Linked DNA regions of Homo sapiens: region 1 is linked to region 2. A link is an interaction called in ENCODE POLR2A ChIA-PET data of the cell type or tissue named here. Cell type or tissue: MCF 10A. All regions are shown on one strand. Links, peaks and the distances in the headings refer to the core of each region. The heading gives the core; the rest is flanking DNA.

What was found. Peaks named below come from ENCODE experiments on the same cell type or tissue, not always from the same donor. Only the 100,000 strongest peaks of a DNase experiment are listed, where the experiment ranks them.
Region 1: POLR2A ChIA-PET joins it to region 2 with 19 read pairs; 8 of 35 experiments call an interaction of 5 or more read pairs at or near these places.

What each region holds. Positions count from the first base shown.
Region 1 is chr10:72,004,360-72,015,559 of GRCh38, reverse strand. It overlaps CHST3 (carbohydrate sulfotransferase 3), which reads right to left. Exons shown (of 3, transcript NM_004273.5): 2 at 9,578-9,824; 3 at 2,002-8,388. The coding sequence starts at 9,717. The coding sequence ends at 7,089. Among named protein-coding and RNA genes, the nearest start is that of CHST3, 46 kb to the right of the region's middle. In MCF 10A, for the core only: no CTCF peak of the experiment used is centred there; DNase peaks (open chromatin) are centred at 5,129, 5,759 and 6,829.
Region 2 is chr10:71,949,924-71,961,123 of GRCh38, reverse strand. No RefSeq gene overlaps it. Among named protein-coding and RNA genes, the nearest start is that of CHST3, 8.9 kb to the left of the region's middle. RefSeq lists silencers at 4,178-4,397, 4,845-4,954, 5,419-5,634. In MCF 10A, for the core only: a CTCF peak has its summit at 4,874 (motif pointing left); DNase peaks (open chromatin) are centred at 4,443 and 4,843.

The sequences.
Region 1 (11,200 bases), core at 1,322-9,321, 54 kb before region 2:
CAGGCTGCTGGTAGCTACTAACTCTTTTGCAGAATGACAGAGTCTTGGCTAGGTATAGTGTCTCATGCCTATAATCCCAACACTTTGGTAGGCTGAGGCCGGCAGATTGCTTGAGTTCGGAGTTCAAGACCAGCCTAGGCAACATGGCGAGATCCCATTACTACAAAAAATACAAAAAAGCTAGCAAGTGTGGTGCATGCCTATAGTCCCAGCTACTTGGGAGGCTGAGGCAGGAGGACTGCTTGAGCCTGAGAGGTCCAGGCTGCAGTGAGCTGTGATTGCGTCATTGCACTCCCACCTGGGTGACAGAGTCTTAAAAAATAAAGAAGGCCAGAGTCTTGAAAAAGACTGTTGTTTGGAAAAAAGTTTTTCATGATAAACGAATTCCATAAAAATGGTTCTTTCTAGAAGGTAATCCTTAATGCTGGGTGAGTCAAAGGAAAGCGGCCTACCTGGAGCCTGTAATCGCAAATGTGCACTGTAACTTCCCAAGAGCAATCCTGTGACCACAGTTTCTCCAAACACACTTGAGGATGCTGCTGCAGGCTCCAGGGCTGGGCCAGTGCTGGGCCTGGCAGGGCTCTGTGGGCAATGGCACAGGTCCCTGACCCCAGCCCCCTGCTGATCAAACTGCTTTCCAGAGAGTCCCAGCCAACTCTCCCTGTCCCAGAGAGCCCACGGGGCGCTTGACTCCTCCCCAGGGTTGAGTAAATTGGGGTGTAGGAAGGAAGACTGACGATCCTGAAGGGGTCTGGGGGTGGGGGAAAGGAGGAGGAGGAGAGACGGTTCCGGCCTGGCAGCTGAGGGGTGGGTGGGTGGGGAGGTGTCCAGGCTTCTCTGCTCTGTGATTAGTGCAATTTGTTTCCCCAGGGGGTCATTTGTGGTAGGAAACACAGCCCAGAAATTAAACTAACTATATCCAGCCCCCAGCGTAGGGGAGACAGCAATAGCACCTGACTGGGGTGGGCAGCTTCTGTTCAGGTTGGGATGACAGGCACCGGCTCAAATACTTTAAGAGGTGGGAGGGAGCTGGCTTGAGCTTCCCAAGCCTGGACTGGGTGAACTGGCAGAGACACAGGTTAAGATTTGGGGAGGGGGGCCTGTTCCCTCACATTGAGCCTCTCTGAGTCTTCATTCCCTCACTCCAGGAGCCACTGTCCCCGTGCTCAGCCCTCCTCTGCCTCTTCCTGCAGCTGCTGGTCCTGCTACCCCTGTGTCCTGAGACCCACAAAGCCCCACCAGCTCTGGCTTCTGTGTTCCAAAATGAGCTCTCTCCCTTCTCCCCAGGGAAACACCCATGCTCTGCAGGCAGCTCTTGGGAGACAAGCAGGGCTGAAATGTAGTAAGAACTAAAGTTGTTATGACGGATGTAACTGCAATTTGAAAGGACTCCATTCAATTTCTTAGCTGAAAGGGTCCTTGGCAACCTTCTTATGTGTTTTTGGAGATTTAGTTGAAGGCCAAATAAATCTGAAATGCTATCTGAACACGTGAAGCAGATCAAAACGCACAGTGACTCTTGTTGAGAGGGTGCCGCCTGCCCTTTCAGCTGACTTTTGAATCCCTAATGGGGCTTTTTGGGAACAATGTTTGTGAACAACTGATTACACCTTCATTCTAAAAGGAAACTGGTGTCCAAGTAAGGGAAGTGACTTATGCAAGGTCACACAGCCAGACAGTGGCAAAGCTGGGACTCATCCCCAGGCCCCCTGACCGCTGGCCCAACACTCCTGTCTCTGCCCCCAAATACCTGGGTTTTCTCTCTCTCCGCTCAGCGCAGTCCCCATCAGCTCTGCCAGCCTGGTGACGCAAGGTACATTCATCCTGCCCCATATTCCCCTAGTGCCTTTGGTCCCTTGGGAATGGGCAGGGGGATTCTCTGTCCTGCTTCATGCTGGAAGTCACCTCCTTTCTACCACTGTTAATTAAAAAAAAAAAAAAATTATGACCCAATTGCTGCTGAGAACAAATGCAAAGGAAAAGGCAGAGACACGCTGCAGGTTTTGCTCATTGCATGATTTCATCTTTAATTAAATAAGTCAAGTAGGCCATCAGGAGTTGGGTTCACATTCTATTCTGCAAAGCAGGCCCTGACTGCTGGGGCTGCCAGCTCTCTGAAGGGCAGCCCCAGCGTTTCCAGGAGACGGCAGATTGTCTGTGGCCATGGCAAGGACATCTGGGACGACAGTGACAGCAATGGGGCTGGGAGCAATGTGGAACGGCGCCAGAGGCTGAGCAGAATGAGCTACATGCTACACATACACACACGTGGATGCATATGTACATACCATGGCAGTGTATGCCGTGAAGGGGTGTCTCGTACCATGCAGACATGAAATAGCAAACAGGGCTGAGGTGTTGGCAAAAAGACAGTGTGCAGGACCTGGGAGGGAGCAGGGGAGCCAGGAAAATTTGGACTAGAATATACAGCTGAGATGGAGACTTCAGGGGGTGCCCAGTTCAAGCCAATGGCAGAAGACGCAGACCACATGGGTCATTGTATCCCCCCAGCAAAGCACCTGATCCATGACATGAGCTAGGCCTGTGAGGATGGCGCCATGTCTGTAGCCTTGGAAACACGTAACAAATTTGTCCCCAGTCCAGTTACGGGGTGCCAAAGGACACGAGACCAAAGGATCTTGGAGCTCTTGAGACAAGTGAAGTTGCCAATTCTGCTTTGTGCTTTTGAGGTAAAGAGCAGCTTCCACTGTCTCTGAAACTGCAGCGAGTTGACAGGTGATGCGGCTGCATTTAGGAAGCCCTGGACCCTCTCCCTTCCATCTGGCTGCGCCTTGTCCTAGAAGCTTCACAAGCAAACCCACCAACTCAGGAGCCCTGGATTTCAGCAGATGGTCCTTCTATCAGCTTGTACAGATCAATAAGACACACTTGGCTTGTGCAGGCATCTGCTTCCACTCAGCCCCAATTTCTCTCCCCTTAGCTCTCCTTGCCTCAGGTATCAGCCCTTGAGATCTGGCTTCACTTTCTGACTTTGGGAATGGGGATGGGAGGGGACTGCCTTGAGGACACAGCCATCCAGTCTTCTGCTCCTGTCTTAGCAAGGGACAAGCCCTACAGTCAATTGGTCTCACCATGTTGCCCAGGCTGGTCTCCAACTCTTGGGCTCAAGCAATCCTCCCACCTTGGCCTCCCCAACTGCTGGGATTACAGGTATGAGCCACCGCACCTGGCCTCTACGGTCAATAGGCCCTAGTATAGGAGAGGATGACCCGGGGCTGGAAGACTTTAGGGTCAGGATATCTCCTCTACCACCCAGGCCAAGAATCAACCTTCTGGGAAGGACCTCCTGCTGAAGCTCCTTCCATTGCCAGACAGACAGATGGCAGAGATGGGAGGGAAAGATGTCGTGTGATGCCTGGTGCCCTCTGTTCTGTGGGGTTTGGTCAGCAGCTGCCCCACTACGCCAGCCTCTGGCAGTAGCTCCCAGGCTGAGGGTGCTAGCAGACCGGAAGTAAACTTGTTATTAAACATCTCTTTTCTGTTTATTTTCAAGTGCATGTATTGCAGAAGGACAAAAGCCTAAATTTGCTTTATGTTCCTCAGCTTTTGGAAAATAACTCGGTGACCACCTGCGGTGTATGTGACAGAGACTGGCTTCTATGCACATCTGGTCTTCTCTTTCCCTCTCTATGGGGACCTGAGAATCCTGCCCTCCACTAACTACTCCCAAGGACCCTCCAGGGCCCTCATCCATTCCTCAATTTATAAACAGGTCCCGAGGGGAAGATGGGAACAGGCAGAGTGGGGACAGCCTGTGAGCATTGGACGCTGCTGTGTCTCACCAAGGCCTGGAACGTTCTGAGCCATTTCTATATGCTGGGCCGCAGAACTCATCAACAAGAAAGAACATGAGTAAACACTCATTGCTGAATGGTCCCCTTGTGCTAGGGAGGCTGGCGGCCAGTGGAGAGAGGCCTCAGCTGCTCCCTCTGTCTCCGGGCAGGTGGGCACCTTGCAGGGGAAGGCTTCTGGCAGACAAGCTGGAACAGAGGAGAAGCCAGGGCTGGCCTCGCTGGAAAAAGAGGCCCGGCCACCAGTGCTTCCATCTTCTCCATCCCAGCTCCAAGCTGAAAATCATATCCACATGGGTGACTCCAACCATATCCATAACGTTTCAAGCCAATAGTCACACCACACTGTCCTTCCCCAAACCCCAAGGGTTCCCAGAGCATCGCTGAGCCCCAGGGGAATACACTTCCAGGAAACATCCACGCGCTTGTGACCTGTCTCAAACACCCGGGCAGAGGTAATACAGCAGCAAGGGCCCTGATGTAGCATCTCAGATCAACAAGAGAGAAACCAAGGGATCTCAGATCTTAAACAACGTCCTGGGGCCATCGTGGTGCTGGCGCTCCAGCTCATTCTCCTCTTGTGTTCTGAATCGTCTTCTGGTGTCCATGCATGAACGGAGTGTGTGAATGGTTTCTATTGTTATTTTGTCTTTCTTGATTTGGGTACAGCTTTGAGTCCCTGCAGATAATAAGGTATTTTCTGTCTCTTCTTTTCAAAAAATAAATAAATTAAGTCAACCTGCAGTGTGCACATTGTCAATGTCCTGAGAAGTCCCAAAGGCCCATTCTTGGTACCATCCTCAGAGGGCGGAGTGGGAGGTCTTGGCCCAGAGTAAGAAGGAGGGATAAAGTCTACTGTCCACATTAGCAGGGCCCCTAGGAAGAGCCTTGGATGGAGGTGGCTGCCCCCTCCCCAGTCCCAGCCCCTCCGACCTCCACATGGGGAACAGAGGAGGGAGCAGTGGGGAGGCTGGGGAAGAACGGCCAGCACTTCTGGGCCTGCCAGAAACATCCTGGCCCCACGGTCATGTTTTCAGAGCTGGTGTTCCTTTGAACTCCAAATTAGAACCATGTCTCTGCACAACTTACTCTTGGACTCTAAAACCAAGAGTGTTGGGGTGTTCAGGCAAAATAGCAAAAGAAAAGAAAATAAAAAAAACCCAAGAGTGGAGACCTCCTTGAATGACTGGAGTCCACAGTGACAGAGACCCAGCAGCTCAAATAGGCTGATTATAGCGAATCCCATGAGATGGTTACTGGCCTCACCTTCTCCAATGGTGGCTTCCTGCCAGGACACACTCTTCCCTCCCCCATGGCAATGTTGGACTCAGATCCTGTACTTCCATGGTGTCCATATTACTCAACCCAAAATGCAGCCCTCTGGGTTTACAATGGGCCGTATCTGACAGAGAAATTGTCCAGGAAACCAGAAGCAGAGCTGGGCAGCCCTCGGCAAACCCTTGCAGCTCCTTGTAAGCTCTGGATACTGAGTTCTGCTCCTGGGTTTGAGGTGGGAGTGGGGAAGGCCTTCTACTCTGGGTACACTTGTCGCTTGTCATGAGGCCCCTGCCCACCCAGGAAACATGTTAGGGCCTGTGAGGGATTTTCAAATCCAGCTTCTTCTCAGGGAGGGGCGAGGGCTGCAAATCTCTGCTGCTCTGGACACTAGGCAAGAACGCTGGTGGCTTTGAGATTCATCCCACATGGGGTTCAAACAGAAAAGCCCATAGGGCACTGTGGCCTGCCACGTGGCCACCTCTCCTCGTTCCTCCTGGGGAAGGCTCCTCCTCCTGTCCTCTCCCTCTGCCAGGAGCCAAGTGCTCCCTGCTGGTTTTCCCCAGCCTCCCTCAAGCCCTCAGGCCTCCACTGCTTGGAAGAGGCGCTCCTACAGAAACAAAAGCAAAAACACAGCCATGAAACAAGAAAGACACCAAGCCATAAATAAAAGCCCGAAACAAAACACCCAGCACATCCTGCGTTAAGCAATACTCTTCCCAGGGCCCTAAGGAGGAATTCCAGGCACTGGCTGTAACCACAGCAACCAACTGGCTGACTCCTGTCCACGAGGGAGAAGGCGGGCTTCTCAGGGGAGGGGGGGCATCCTGGTGGGACTTCTCCCCCACGGGCACTCTGTACTTTCCTCTTGGCCCTACCCCAGATGAGGCCTGGCTGGAAATGGAAGGCCCCGTGAGCTGCCTTTTGCCTCCAGGGACCACAGCTGCTTCTGCCTGCCAGGCCTGAGGCAGCCTTCAAATATGGACATGTTCGGGAGCCAGCCAAGCTAGACGGGGCCTTTGGCTGCACCATTTCAAAACATCCTGCCTGCCAGCCGCAAGGATGTGGATGGGTCAGAGGAGGTAGCCATGAGAATCTAAGGCGGGCAGGGGCTTTGAACGCTGCAGTTCTGAATCCACTGTTCAGTCCAAACCCGGCCAGGGAACTGTGTCATGTCATGGCCCTTTAACGCGTTTCTTTCCCCTGCCCTGCCCTCGAAATAATCCTACAAATGTTAAGCACAGGCTCCTCTGAGGTGTGTCATACAGAAAAACCCTGTGGGCATAAGCAGCGAGGAAGCTTGTCTGCATAGATGTGTGTGCACTTGTGCCTTTATGATGCTTGTCTATGTATGGTGTACATGTATGTATGTCTATACGCATGTGTGTGTTTTGCAGCTCTATAAGGGGCCCATATTCATCAGTAACCAGCACAGCCAACCCATTCATGAAAACGCTGAATCGCTCTGTACTAGTTGGTAAACAGCCACTGTCACCTCAAACGAGCCTCAAATGCCACCTTTGACACCCACGGCTGTCCTAGCCCCTCCTCCAAGGACCCACCCAGATTCCAGACTTCACCATCCAGACAAGAAACGGTTAACACCAAATAAAGCAGGAGGTCTGACTGTCACTGGTCAGAGCCTTGCCCCTTCTGATTGTTAAATATTTGGACTCTGGCCTGCAGGGTCTCCAGGCACGAATGTATGTTTCTGTGTGTGTGAGATCGAAGCTTGCCAACAGGCCCGGGCCTGCCTAGGCCTGCTCAGGAGGCTGCAACCCGTTGGGTCTGGGTGTGATGGCCCTCAAGGGGACCGGGCACTGTCCTGTTCTCCGCAATTAACCCTGGGGCCGCCGCTTTGGCTGGAGCGCTGGCTGGGGGCCCTACTGCTACAGGAGGCGCTGCCCGCTCATGGCGCTGTGCACCCGCCCTCTGCGAGGGCTGCGGCAGAAAGACGGGGCAGGCCTTTCACGAGGAGGGGCATACGGGGCCCCGGCCCCCCTACGTGACCCAGAAGGTGCCCCTCTCCTCCAGCAGGCTGACTGAGCGGTTGGTGAGGGCGGCGGCGTCCCGCGCCAGTTTGTAGCCGAAGAGGCGCATGGCAGGGCCGCAGGCGGCCTGCACCACCTGGGCCAGCTTGAAGGGCATGCTGAAGCGCCACTTCTCGAACTGCTCCGAGGAGTTCTTCTGCGTGGAGTAGATGCCGCTGCCGTCGTGGGCCGCCTGCGTGTTCTTTTGGATCCAGTCTTCCACCTGCGGGGTCAGGGGGATGCCGGCGAAGCGGTACATCTCGCGGGCCTTCTGCAGCGGCCCGCGTGCCACGTCCTCGTAGCGCACCAGCATGTAGCGGCCCCGCAGCCAGGCGGGCTGCCGCAGCCCCAGCTCCGCGGACAGGCGGATGCTCTCGCAGTTGCCCCGCAGCCGCTGCACCTCCTCTTCCCTCAGGCCGTCCTGGCCCTCGTCGTCCAGCCACTTCTTCCAGGTCTTATACTTGCCGGCGAAGGCCACCATGCGCGAGGCCAGCACGGCCCGGGGGTCGCGCACCAGCTGGATGACGCGCAGGTCCAGGCGGGGGTCCTCGGCCAGCGGCTGCAGGAACTCCAGCTGCCGGATGCGCACCGCCTTGAGGGCCATGTGCTCCTTGCGGCGGCAGGCCTCTGCGGCCAGCGTCACGTTGAGGGGGCCGCAGCGGCGGTTCTTGCAGTGGTACTTCTCGAAGACCTTCTTGACGAAGGGCGTACAGACGGGGTCCTCGCACAGGGAGCGGCTGGAGCCCCGGCGGAACATGAACTGAGTCAGGTGGTCCTCGGGCAGCGGCGTGATGAAGTGCTCCAGCACGTACAGGTCGCACAGGAAGAGCTGCTTGAGCACGTCGCGGTACACCAGGGCCGAGCCCGCGGCGTTGGCGCCCCCCGGCTCGAAGGACACTGTGCGCTCGATGTGCCACAGCGGCTCGAAGAGGTAGAAGATGTTGCCCTGCTGGTTGAAGAACTCGCCCACGAACGAGGAGCCGGTGCGCGTGGTGGCCATGAGCAGCACGTGGCGCCGGGGCCCCGCCACGGCCGGTCTGGGCGGCTCCTCCTCCTTTCTCTGCTCTTCCTCTTCCTCCCCTGCGGCCTCCATGGCTGGCTCCACGCCCAGCTGCAAGCTGAGGTTGCGGAGACGGCTCTGAAGCTGGGAGAAGGCTGAATCGAGCTCGCTCAGGGACAAGAGAGATGCGTTCTCAGCTAAGATCAGGGCTGGGTCGGTGCTGTTGGCATCTGCTAGAGCTTGGGGAATCTGCTTCAGCTTGTCTGAGACCCTGTGAGGACAAAGAAGATCAGGGTCAGTGGCTGACTGGGGACCCCGTCTCCTGGGCAACCCTAAGCAGTCCTCCAAGCAGATCACCAAAACCTGTCTCAGTTGGGTTTCCCCAAAAGCAGACGTTGAGGCAAGGATTTGTGTTTAAGTAAGTTTATTTGGGACATGATCACAGGAAGTACTGGATGGGGAAGTGAGGCAGGGGAGGAAAGAGGTGCATGATGGATGTGCTGCTAGGAGCAGGTGTGGGCATCGGAGGCTTAGTCTGATGGGGATCTGGGGGGGACAGTTACTCCCTAGTACTTCCGGCTTGCCAGTGTGCCAGTGGAGAGAAAGCTCTCAGGTGCAGAGCTGTAGGGGCTTGCAGTAGAACCCAATAGGCACAAGCTAGAACGGTCCTTGCTCAGTGACCCAAGGGGGGGGATTGACGGTGTCCACTATATTGCCCAATCCCTGACCCACCCATCTTAGCTAATGCTTTCTTGCAGGGCTTGTGCCTGGGAGGAGAACAGGCTAAGAAATCTTTCTACATCTAACAGGCCCACTGCACATAGCTGTATGCTGCCAATTCAAAGGGGTAAAGGGGCGTTCCCAGATTAGCCTATTTGAGGGACATGCCCCTGGAGTTGAGCAGTACACAACTTGGCAGCTGCACATTGGCAGCCTTGCCCATCAGAGTATCCATACTAGGACCTTGCCTTTCCATGGGCTCAGTGACATCAAGACTTCTATAGGGGATGTGCTGCTAATGCAAGGCCAGGAGGTAAATTAACAGTAATAGTCACAGCCAGCAAATACTGGACACCAACTATGTGCCAGGCAGTGGGCTAAATGCTTTTACATTTTCTCATTTAATCTTTACAACAATGCTGGTCCCATTATTAGCCATGTTTTACAAAAGAGGAACCGAAGACTCAGAAATGTTAAGTATCTTGTCTAACCTTTCACAGCTGTAGAGGGCCAACATGGGGGGGCTCCAACCCAGGCTGTTTGAGTCCAGAGCCCAAGTCTCACCCCTGTGCAGTCATGAGGACGTGTGCAGGAGCCACTGCCTGGGACATAGAAGGGGCCTGGGGATGGCTCGTTGAAGGAATGCATTTGCAGGTCCACAGAGAGCCCTGCAGTTACCTCCCTGTCCCCACCCACCCCACCTTGAAAGGAAGATGAAGACTTGGGCTTGCAACCCTCACCTTGATATGATTTTATTTTCCTTTTCGATGAAGACAAAAACTATCACCACAAAAACCAAGAAAAGGGCGTATTTGCTTCTCATCTTCAGGCTGTGCACAAAGTCCCGGCAGTCCTGGGGCAAAGTGAGTCCTTTCTCCATGGGGAAAGGTGGGGCCGTGGGGGCTCCTCGGGCCAGCCTTGGACACTCAGCTGAGGGGCATCACTCAGGACCCAGCTTGCCGTCTTCAGGTGGGGGACACCCTTGTCCTGCGGAGAGACAGGTGGTCAGAACACCCTTGTCTGTACACGAGGAATGCAGAGGATGTCTCTCCACCAGACTTTTGAGGATCTCGGCCCTGGTTAGCAGCCAGGACCCCAGACCCACTCTCCAGACAGACTGTGCCCCAGAGACACTGAAGGTCTCTTTAATAGGTCATTTAAAATGCTAATGAACCATCGGGTTCATCCATCCCACCTCCATCAGTTTCTCCCTTGACCTCACACATCAAAGGCCTGTGCACGGAAAAGAATAACCTTTGTAGCATAAATGTTTATAATAGCAAAAAGAGTGCAAACACCTAAATGAAAATGGTGGAGCATCCAGGTAATGGATTTTTATGTGGCCACAAAGAATAATGAGGTGGATGTATAAATGTGAATGATCCAGAAAATACATGAGAACACACACACACACACACACAGACACACACACACACACAAAGGTGCAGACCCTGTGCTTATGCAGGACGGGGCTTCCCAACCTCAGCACTGTTGACATTTTCCACCAGGTAAGTGGGGACTGTCCTGTGAATTATAGAATGTTTGACAGCAGTCTTGGCCTCTACCCACTAATTGCCAATAATTGTTTGTTTGTTTTTGAGACAGGGTCTCACTATGTTGCCCAGGCTGGAGTGCAGTGGCACGATCATAGTTTACTGCAGCCTCAACCTCCCAGGCTCAATTGATCCTCCCACCTCAGCCCCCTTAGTCACCACAAGTGCACACCACCACACCCAGCTAATTTTTAAAATTTTTTGTAGAGATGGGGTCTTGCCATGTTGCCCAGCCTGGTCTTGAACTCCTGAGTGCAAGCAATCCACCTGCCTCGGCCTCCCAAAGTGCTGGGATTATAGGCACGAGCCACCACGCCTGGCCCCCACTGCTCATCTGTAACCATCAAATATCTCCAGACATTGCTAAGTGTCTCCTGGGGTGGGAAGGTGGGGGGTGACAAATCATCCAAGGTGGAGAGACTCCGATGTAGCAAGCTCCCATTCAGAAACAAATGCCGGGAAGAAAATATAGATGCGGGATACAAATGGACTCTGGCTGCAGGAAAACGCAAGGCCTGGTAACAATGGCTGCATCTAGAAGGTGGACAGGTAGGTGGAGAGAGAAGGTGGAGTGAGGCTTATGTTTGCTATGTAACACTGTGCCTTGTTACACATTTTACCATGTGTATACGTAAATTATAAAAAATTAACGAAAGAAAAAAATATCATAGCGCATAAATTCTACCTAAATCCTTAACATGGCCTCAGCCTTCAGGTCTCCACTTTCTAGGCAGCCTCCCCCAGGCTATGTTAGGGCTCCCTACAGCCCCACCACTGTACAAAGATTATCATGAGCACCTGGGACTTTGT
Region 2 (11,200 bases), core at 1,375-9,374:
GTGGCTTGCACTACATAGGCTGAATCAGAAACAGTGTTTATTGGCTGTTTAAAAGTTTTTAACACTGTTATCACAGCCATAAGTTCAGCATTTTGAGCAGAAGCAAAGTCAGTTTGAAAAACTTGTTGTTGAGGTCCCACAAATGAGGCCTTTCCATTACTAGATCCATCAGTAAAAACAGTAATGGCCCCTTCAATAGGGGCTTTTTGAGTAATGGAAGGCAATATCCATGATATTAATTTAAGAAATTGGAATATTTTGGATTTAGGATAATGATTACCAAGAATGCCAATAAAACCTGCCAAATTAATTTGCCATTCCTGGGAATTAATATAAGCTTGCTGAATTTGTTGTTTGTTTAATGGAAGTATAATTTGATTTGGATCATATCCCATTAACTTTGTTGTGCACAGCCTTGCACACTACATTAATACAGCAACTTGATCTAAGTACAGAGTAAGCGTTTTGGTTGTATTGTGAGGTACAAAAAGCCGCTCAACCAGATCATTCTGTTGAACAATAATTCCTGTACGTGAATGTTTAGTAGGAAAAACTAAAAACTGTAATGACTGCAATGGGTCAACTCGAGTCACTTGTGCCTGTGGAAATTTTTCTTCAATTAATTGAAGTTTCTCTAATGCCTCCTTGGACAGGGAGTGTTTACTGTTTAAGTTAGAATCACCTCGTAAGGTAGAAAAGAGGTGAGACATAACATAAGTAGGACTGCCTAAAGTGGGATGAATCCAATTAATGTCTCCTAATAATTTTTGAAAATCATTAGAGGTTTTAAATTATCTCTTCTAATTTGAATGTTTTGAGGCTTAATAGTACTTTGTTCTACTTTCATTCCTAAATACTGAAAGGGAGTAGAAGTTTGGATTTTATCAGGGGCTATGATTAACCTTGCTGCTGTTACAGCCTTTTCCTCCCTAGTTTCAGCTGCACATAAAATATCATCCATGTAATGGATAATATAACATTTATTGAATTGTTCTCTAGCTGGCTTAATACCTTTTCTGACATAAGTTTGACAAATAGTAATACTTTCCAATGGTATTTGTCTGCTGGTTCTTTGTTATTTATAGCGGGAACAGTAAAAGCAAATTTTTCCTAATCTTGGGTAGCTAAAGGAATGGTAAAGAAGCAATCTTTTAAATTTATCACTATTAGAGGCCAGGATTTAGGAATCATAGTTGGGGAGGGCAGCTCTGGTTGCAGTGCACCCATGGGTAGAATGACAGCATTAACGGCCCTCAAATCTGTTAACATTCTCCATTTCTGGGATTTTTTCTTAATAACAAACACAGGAGAATTCCAAGGAGAGAGAGTAGGCTCTGTGTGTCCCTTTTGTAATTGTTTCTGTACCAATTATTTTAAAGCCTCCAGTTTTTCCTGTTTCAGTGGCCATTGCTCCACCCAAACTGGTTTAGCAGTTAACCAAACAAGAGGAATGGGAGCCGGAGGCTCAGCAATGGCCGTTCCTAAAAATGATACCCTAATCCAGTTTGATCTGTTTGTCCTTTTAGTTCTAAATGTTCTGGTTGGCCATTTTCATTTTTTCCTAGTCCCTTCCCTGGGAGATATCCCATTTTTCTCATCATTTGTTTACCGTTAATACTATACTGATCAATAGGAATAGGTATTTCAGCACCCCATTGTTGTAATAAGTCTCTACCCCATAGATCGACAGGAATAGGTGTAATAGGTTGAATTGTCCCTTCTTGGCCATCTGGCCCTTGGCATGGCAAAATTAAAGAACTTTGAAAAACTTCTGAGGCAGCCCCTACTCCAACAATACCAATGGATGCCTTTTGCTTAGGCCAATGCTGGGGCCATTGATTCAAACCAATATAGAAACATCAGCTCCAGTTATCTACTAGCCCTTCAAAGTTCTTTCCTTGAATGGTTACTGTACAAATAGGTCTCTTATCAGACACTTGATTAACCCAATATACAGCTTTTCCTGCTGGATTCATACTACCAAAGCCTCCCATTCTTTTTACTATGCTGCGTCCCAGTTTTGCATAAGGTAACAGTAACAACTGAGCGATTCTTTCTCCTGAGGAAGCAGACCATGGAATTGAGGAACTAGCAACTAATTGAATCTCTCTGGTATAATCAGAATCAATTATTCCTACATGCATAGTGACACCTCTAAAATTTAAACTAGACCTTCCTAGCAATAGACCAACTGTTCTGAGGGTAAAGGGCCCCTGACTCCCATGGGGACCTTCTTTGGTGGCTCCCCAGGAAGTAGGGAAATGGGAACTGTGCTGCAAAGATCTACAGCAACACTGCCTGCTGTGGCAGGGGACAACTGTTGTACATTTGTAAGGGCACTGAATGTGCCAGATATACCTTGGTTTGTTGAGGGGCCCGAGGTGGGCCCCTCTTCCCGTTTCCCAAAAAAAGGTTGCCCATCTTTGCTAAATTTAGAATGACACCGATTTGCCCAGTGATTGCCCTTCTTACATCAGGGGCATACGCCAGGACTTTTCTGTTGATTGATGGTAATAGTTTTTGCCTTTTGATTTTCTTTTCTACATTCCTTTTTTGTGTGTCCAAATTGCCCACAATTAAAACAAGAGCCTGAGAAACGGGGCATATTTTTTCCCACCTTTAGTCCAGCCATAGCTTGGGCTAAAAGAGTAGCCTTATTTAAGTTACCTCCAATGCCATCAGAAGCCTTAATATATTCAGCCAAATGAGCCTTCCCTCTCATAGGTCTAATAGCATTTTGACACTCTGTATTGGCATTATCATATGCAAGGAGTTGTATTACCACATCTTGAGCTATTTCATCAGTTATGGCTTTACGCACAGCCTCTTGGAGCCGAGCAATAAAGTCAGTATATGATTCTTTAGGTCCTTGTCAGACAGAACTGAAAGAAGGATATTTTTTCCCCATAACATTTATTTTTTTTCCATGCCCATAAACACACAGTGTGTAACTGAACAATGGCAACGTTTTTCATTACTGCTTGATTGTCTAGTCGGCCCCAATTAGGGCCCAACCCCATTAACTGTTCAAAGGAAACAGGCACAGGCGGCTGTGCTTGTGTGTTTTCTCTTGCTTGAGTTTGAGCTTCATCGGCCCACCAAGTTTTAAACTGCATGTACTGGGACGGAGTGAGAACAGGTTTTGTTAAAGTATCCCAGTCATATGGTATTAATCTATTATCAAGAGCCACATTTTTTAGTAAAGTTTGTACAAAAGGAGAATTTGGCCCATATTGACTAATGGCTTCCGCTTGAATTCCTTTAACAACTTAAAAGGAAAAGTGGCCCAATTAGCTATATTCTGCCCTCCTTGCTGGGTTATAGTAACTGGAAATTGCCATACTTCAAGGTCTCCCTCGGCTCTAGCCTTTTGAATAGAATTTTGTATAGCGCCACCAATAGCTCCAGGTTTTAATGTTGCAACTACAGGAGCAGTTTTTTAGTTTTTTAGCTAGTTCATGTTCTTGTCCATTAAGGGGAGAGGGAGGAGGTGGCCATTCACTTAATTCAGCAGGTGGAACCGACAGGCTAGTGAAATGTACCTTTTTCAGTTTCCCTCTCTTTTATTTAATTTCCTCTGGTTCCTGTTCCTCACATTCAGAATCTGAAGTTAATTTTTTACACTTGTCTGCCTCTTCCTCATCTGAATCTGTCTTGTCATTGTTTGAAATGGCTCAAGAGCTGCCTTTATCAATGCTCACACTGACCAAACAGAAACTGGAATTTTGGCTCCTTCTTTATGCACCTTTTTAAAATCTCTGCCAATTCTTTCCCATTCATCCAACCCCATTGTCCCTTGTTCTGGGAACCATGGGCAAACTGCTCTACTGTACTAAAGAGTGTTAATAAATTCTGAGTACTAACTTTCACTCCCCCTTTCCATAATAAATGCCTTAAGAAATTTAAATAACTAAGGCCGGGAGTGGTGGCTCACGCCTGTAATCCCAGCACTTTGGGAGGCCAAGGCAGGCATATCACAAGGTCAGGAGATCGAGACATTCCTGGCTAACACGGTGAAACCCTGTCTCTATTAAAAATACAAAAAATTAGCTGGGCATGGTGGCACATGCCTGTAGTCCCAGCTACTCGGGAGGCTGAGGTGGGAGAATGGCGTGAACTCGGGAGGCAGAGATTGCACTGAGCCGAGATCGTGCCACAGTACTGCAGCCTGGGTGACAGAGCAAGGCTCTGTCTCAAAAAATGTAGGGATCAGCCCTACAGGGCCTGTAGGTTTTTCTCCTTGTGTGCGGAGACGAGAGATCATAGAAATAAAGACACAAGACAAAGAGATAGAAGAAAAGACAGCTGGGCCCGGGTGACCACTACCACCAAAATGTGGAGACCGGTAGTGGCCCCGAATGCCTGGCTGTGCTGTTATTTATTGTATACAAGGCAAGGGGGCAGGGTAAGGAATGTGAGTCATTTCCAATGATAGGTAAGGTCATGTGAGTCACATGTCCACCAGACAGGGAGCCCTTCCCTGTTTGGCAGCTGAGGCAGAGAGAGAGAGAGGGGACAGCTTATGCCATTATTTCTTCTATGAATTTCTTGGAGAGATCAAAGACTTTAATATTCTCACTAATTCTGCTACTGCTATCTAGAAGGCAGAGCCAGGTGTACAGGGCTGAACATGAAAGTGGACAAGGAGCGTGACCGCTGAAGCACAGCATCACAGGGAGACGTTTAGGCCTCTGGATGGCTGTGGGTGGGCTTAACTGATGTCAGGCCTTTCACAAGAGGTGGTGGAGCAGAGTCTTCTCTAACTCCCCCAGGGAAGGGGAGACTCCCTTTCCCCGTCTGCTAAGTAACGGGTGCCTTCCCAGGCACTGGTACTACCGCTAGACCAAGGAGCCCTCTAGTGGCCCTGTCTGGGCGTGACAGAGGGCTCGCATTCTTGTCTTCTGGTCACTTCTCACCATGTCCCTTCAGCTCCTATCTCTGTATGGCCTGGTTTTTCCTAGGTTATAATTGTAAAACAGAGATTATTATAATATTGGAATAAAGAGTAATGCTACAAACTAATGATTGATAATATTCATATATAATCGTGTCTATATTCTACGTCTAATATAACTATTCTTATTTTAAGTATTTTCTTTATTATACTGTAACAAGCTTGTGCCTTCAGTCTCTTGCCTTGGCGCCTGGGTGGCTTGCCACCCACACACAAAAAAAAGAAATGTAAATAAGCAGAATGTTTACTTTCATTCTGTCCCATTGTTACCCTGGTTCTTACGAGTGCCCAGCTTACCTGCCGAGCTTCTTTCAGTCATCCTCGGGTGTCCTCTGACAATGTGTCCTCTGCTTCCACATGCTCTAGTGTTCCTTCACCAGGGTCTTCATAGCCCCATGTTGGGCGCCAGAAATGTTAGGGTGATCAGACCCAACACTAGGCCATGGGGGCTACGAAGTCTGGCAGAGTCAAATGAATGAGAAAAGACAAGTTAAGAGTGCATAAGGTGGGTCCAGGGGGCCAATGCTGGTATGGAGGCTGTGAAGCACCCGAGCTCTGGGAACCCACACTATTTATTGGTGATCAAACAAAGAAGCAGGTGGTGAGGACATGCGGATATGGGGGTAGAAAGGTAGCGGTGCATCAAGCGTAGCTGTGACACTTTAGCATTTTCTTTGACACATATGAATATGCTCTGCTGCTTGAGATAATGGAGAACATGTTTATGAGCCTGGGAGAGCAACCAACAAGTCTGTGCACATTCCAGAGGCTACGAGGGGTTGTATGCCCTGAGCCCTGGATTCCATCCAAGTCATGAGGAGTTTTATGCCCTGGGCTTAAATTTGTGGTGCGGCAGGGCAGCCTTCCACCCTTTGGCACAGAGCTTGGTGTTCCAAAGGCCACAAGGGGTTTTAGACCCGGACCCCGGACATCTTCCAATACTCTTTTATATTATGACAGACAAGCCAGTCCTGCCTCAGCAACTCTACCAACATCAAGTCTTAGTTGTGGGGGTTGATGGACTCATCTGACGTCCATGCACCAGCAGACCTCCTACTTGTTCCCTGTTTGATACCGTTTTCTCACACTCTTTCCTTATCATGCCTCGTTGCCCCACCCCCATTCTAGGCCAAGACCTTTTAGCCAAATTCAAAGCTTCTATCACCTTTTCCTGCTCCCCTCAAGCAGAGTCCCTCCTGCTCCTCTCCACTAGTCCAGCCTCTGATCCCTCTCCCCAGTACCACTTCCCGCCTCTCTCTTTAACCCAGTAGTGTGGGACACCACCATCCCTTCCATAGCTGCTCACCATGACCCCATCAAAATCCAGTTAAAAGACCCCTCCAAATTTCTCAATGTTCGCCAATACCCAATCTGCCTAACTCACCAAAAAGGCCTACAACCCATCATAAACAAGCTCTGCTTATGCACTCTTCTTAGACCGACACACTCTCCATATAACACCCCCATCCTCCCTGTTAAAAAATATGATGGCTCTGGGCCAGGCGCAGTGGCTCACGCCTGTAATCCCAGCACTTTGGGAGGCCAAGGCAGGTGGATTGCCTGAGGACAGGAGTTCGAGACCAGTCTGGCCAACATGGTGAAACCCCGTCTCTACTAAAAATAGAAAAAAATTAGCCAGGCATGGTGGCATGCACCTGTAATCCCAGCTACTCAGGAGGCTGAGGCAGGAGAATTGCTTTAACCGGGGAGGTGGAGGTTGCAGTGAGCCAAGATCACATCACTGCACTCCAGCCTGGGTGACAGAGCAAGACTTTGTCTCAAAAGAAAAAAAAAATCTGATGGCTCATACCAACTCGTTCAGGACCTCTGAGCCATCAATCAGGCTGTCCTCCCTATCCATCCCATAGTCCCTAGCCCCTATACACTTCTCTCTCTTGTCCCCACCAACACCACCCACTACACCACAATTGACCTGAAGGATGCCTTCTTTACCATTCCCCTACACCCTGATGCCCCAAACCTATTTGATTTCACCTGGACTGACCCTGACACCCTCCAGTTACAACAACTCACATGGACTGTCCTTCCTCAGGGCTTCAGGGATAGCCCTCATTTCTTCCGACAAGCTCTAGTCTGAGGCCTCACCTCCTTAAACCTGTCTCCCAGTCTTCTTGTTTAATACGTGGAAGACCTTCTTCTTTGCAGCCTCTCTCTAAGAGACTCTCAAATTCACACGGCCACTCTCTTAAACTTTCTCACTATCAAAAGGTATAGGGTCTCCCCCTCCAAGGCCCAACTAACTCTCCACCTCCATGGTGACCTACTTAGGAATTCAACTTTCCCCTGGGGCCTGGGTTATGACTCCAGCTGGGGCAGCATTAATAGATAATCTACCCCCATCCTCCTCCAAAAGCGAAATCCTTTCCTTCCTAGGGCTAGCAGGCTTCTTCAGAATATGGATTTCCAACTTTGTCCTCCTAGTTGATGTCCTCTATGAAGTGGCCAAAGGCCCTCTCAATGAACCCCTAAACCCCACACATAACATACACCCCAGCTTTCGCAAACTCCAAACTGCTCTTGTCACTGCATCAGCTCTGTCCTTACCTGATATCTCCCAACCTTTCACTCTCTATACTGCCGAAAGCCAAGGAATAGCCCTCGGTGTCTTAGCACAACAGAAAGGAAATCCTTCCTTTGCCCCTGTAGCTTACCTCTCTAAACAACTAGATAACACAGTCAAAGGGTGGCCAACCTGCCTTAAAGCACTAGCAGCAGTTACCGTTTTAGCTCTAGAAAGCAGGAAACTAACTTTCAGCCAGAATACCACCATCCACAGTCCTCATAATCTACAAGATCGCCTCTCCTCCCGAGCACTAAGCTCCCTTCCTCCTTCCTGGATTCAATTACTCCATGCCCTCTTTATCGAAAATCCCGAATCCAGTCTTGCCAAAAGTGCTCCCCTGAACCCAGCATCCTTACTCCCTGTATTCTCTTCCCCTCCTACTCATTCTTGCACTGACATTCTGGACCATGTACAGCTACATTTCCCAAACATTTCCTCCGAGTCTCTCACCAGCCTTGATGAACAACTATTCATAGATGGCTCCTCTTCTGGGCCCACCAGCTCCCCCAAAATTGCTGGATATACATTTGTTTCCCTTGACAAGTAATTGAAGCCAAGCCCCTACCCCCAGGAACCTCCTCCCAAAAGGCAGAACTCATAGCTCTCACCAGGGCTCTAACCCTTTCCAAAGGCAAATGAGTCAACATTTATACAGACTCCAAATATGCCTATCACATTCGTCATTCCCACACCTCCATCTGGCAAGAGAGAGGATTCCTTACTGCCAAAGGAACCCCCATCACTAACAGCCCCCTTATTTACCAACTCCTTCAGGTTGCACACCTCCCAGCGAAAGCAGGAGTTATACACTGTCGAGGACATCAAACAGGATCAGATGAAATCTCAAGAGGGAACAGAAAGGCCAATGAGGCAGCAAAAGAATCCTCCCTTTCTTCTGCCCCTCCCCCTCTCCTCCTCATTATCTCAGCAATCCAACCCAAGTACTCTCTCACTGAGAAAGCTTCGCTACTACAGCAAGGAGCCTCCTTTCAAGGGACTGGATAGTCAAAAATCAAAAGCTCATCCTCCCCCAAGAGCAAACCAAAGAAATTCTGACATCTCTTCACCAATCCTTCCATATTGGTGAGCACCCCTGTACCTACTCCATCGCCCTTATTTCTCCTCTCCCCTTCTATTCACGTCACTAAAAGACATAACCTTAAACTGTCATATATGCTGTGTTACTTCCTCCCAAGGGGCCCTCCGCTCTCCCCCTATTCCTACACATCAGCTCAGAGGAACACTCCCAGGGCAGGACTGGCAAGTAGACTTCACCCACATGCCTCCCGTCAAGAGGACAAAATTTCTTCTTACTCTTATAGATACCTTCTCTGGGTGGGTAGAAGCATTTCCTACCTTTCCAGAAAAGGCCGCAGATGTCCCCCAAATTCTTATAACAGAAATCATCCCTAGATTTGGTCTCCCTCACTCCATACAATCAGACAGTAGCCCTAGCTTCATCTCCCAAATCACCCAACAGGTTTCTCAGTCCCTCAGCATCCAGTGGTGACTTCATATCCCATACTGGCCCCAGTCATCTGGAAAAGTCAAGAGGGCAAATGGGATCCTTAAAGCTTAGTTGACCAAACTCATTCTTGAAGTCCAAAACCCATGGACCTCCCTTTTGCCCATAGCACTGGCCTGCATCAGAGCCAGTCCAAAAGCACCCTTGTTCCTCAGTCCATTTGAGTTAATGTATGGACAGCCTTTCCTCTTACAAAACAGGCCCCCTTCTAACTCTCAGCTAGGAGAATACCTCCCAACACTCTCCCTCATCCACCATCTCCTCCACCAACAAGCTGACCAGGCCCTCCCAAAACCCCACGAAGGCCCCCCAACCGGAATCTCCTTCCAGGACAGCATGTCTTGCTAAAAACTCTTAACCCAACAACCCTTAAACCAAAGTGGGAAGGCCCTTTTCAAGTTCTTCTCATACCCCCACTGCAGCTAAACTCTCAGGACATATCTCTTGGTACCATCTTTCCAGATTAAAAAGAGCCCCCGAAGCACCCACCGACCCACCAACTGCCATCCTCTGTCGATTCTCCAGTACTCTCCTTGGCCCAACCAAACCCCGCCTCACACCTGTCCTGAAGAAGACCATTGAACAATACCCAGACTCCTCCTTCCCTTCCTGACAATCATAAGTACACTCCTGATTTCTTAAATGCCCTGTTCTTGCCTACCTTGCTGTTTCACCCTCTTCCTCATCTCCGTTTGCCAAGACATCTCTTGGTTTCATCCCCAAACTCCCAATCTTGACTCTCTTGTAGAGTGGATAGATGACGTTCTCTTCCAAGGCACCCTATGTGACTTTTCCTCAGATGAAATGCACTTATTTACTTTCCTACTCACTCTTTGCCTGTCTACCTCTCCTACTCCCTTGGCTGCCCCACGTAGCCACATCTCCCCTTACAATAGTACCCGACTACCTCTATAAGACCCTTAACCTAACTCACTCCCTGCTAAACCAGTCCAACCCCATCCTAGCAAAAGACTGTGGGCTCTGCCCACAGTCCTATCAACTACCACCTATGTTGCCACCCCCGTTCACTCAAAAAACTGGGTTCTTAATTAACCTATCACACCCGTTATGAAGGAAAAAGCCCCTTTCAACTTTTAGACATGCAGCTATTGGCCGAGTTTTCTATCACAGATATGACAAAAAGCACTCTGACAGGGAACACAGTACAATTGTTACGCTCCTGTATCTCCAGTCTTACCCAACAGACAAGTAATAACAAGCCCATTCATGGCCCTGTGACCACCGACACCAGTCTAACTTTTCAAGCCCTAATATGTATCCAACACAACCTGTCCTCAGGTCTGACTTTAGGTCACCTACCATCCCATCAATGTAACTATACCTTACAGCTTCAAGTCCCAAACGACCACCAAAATTTTAAGGTCACCCAAACAGCCGAATTTAAACGGCTTGTCAGTTTTTCAGGACCCCCAAAGGTCATTACCAGCTCTTTACTAAATAAACATTCAGGATTTTGTAATGGCAGATATACGAACTGTATAACCATTCACCCATGGACCCCTTGCAGCATGGCTTCCCTCCCTGCCGAATGCCTCCTTATACCCTCTTTCAATTACTCCTCTGAATGGCTCCTAATAGACACAAAACGATTCTTTCTCCAATGGGAAAATAAAACACAAGGAGCCACTCAAACTATCCCTGCAACTCCTTTTCAGTCACTCACTGGAGCTGCCTTAGTAAGGACTCCAGGCATGTGGGAAAATGAAAACAATATACTCTCGCACCTTTTCAATAAACATAACCAGTTCTGTCTGCCCAGCCAAGGCATATTTTTCTTGTGCAGAACCTCAACCTATGTCTGCTTCTCTGCCAATTGGACCAGCACCTGCACCCTGGTCTTCTTAAGCCCCAAAATTGACATTGCCCCTGGAAATCAGAGTTTACCAGTCCCTGTTAAGGCTCAAGTCTGTCAGCGTGGAGCCGTACAGTTAATACTCCTGCTTATAGGACTAGGAATTACCACTGCAACAGGAACAAGGATAGCAGGCTTGTCCACTTCCCTGTCCTACTATCACGCTCTCTCAAAAGATCTCTCAGACAGCCTACAAGATATAACTGAATCCATCCTTGCTCTCCAATCCCAAATAGACTCTTTAGCAGCAGTGACACTTCAAAA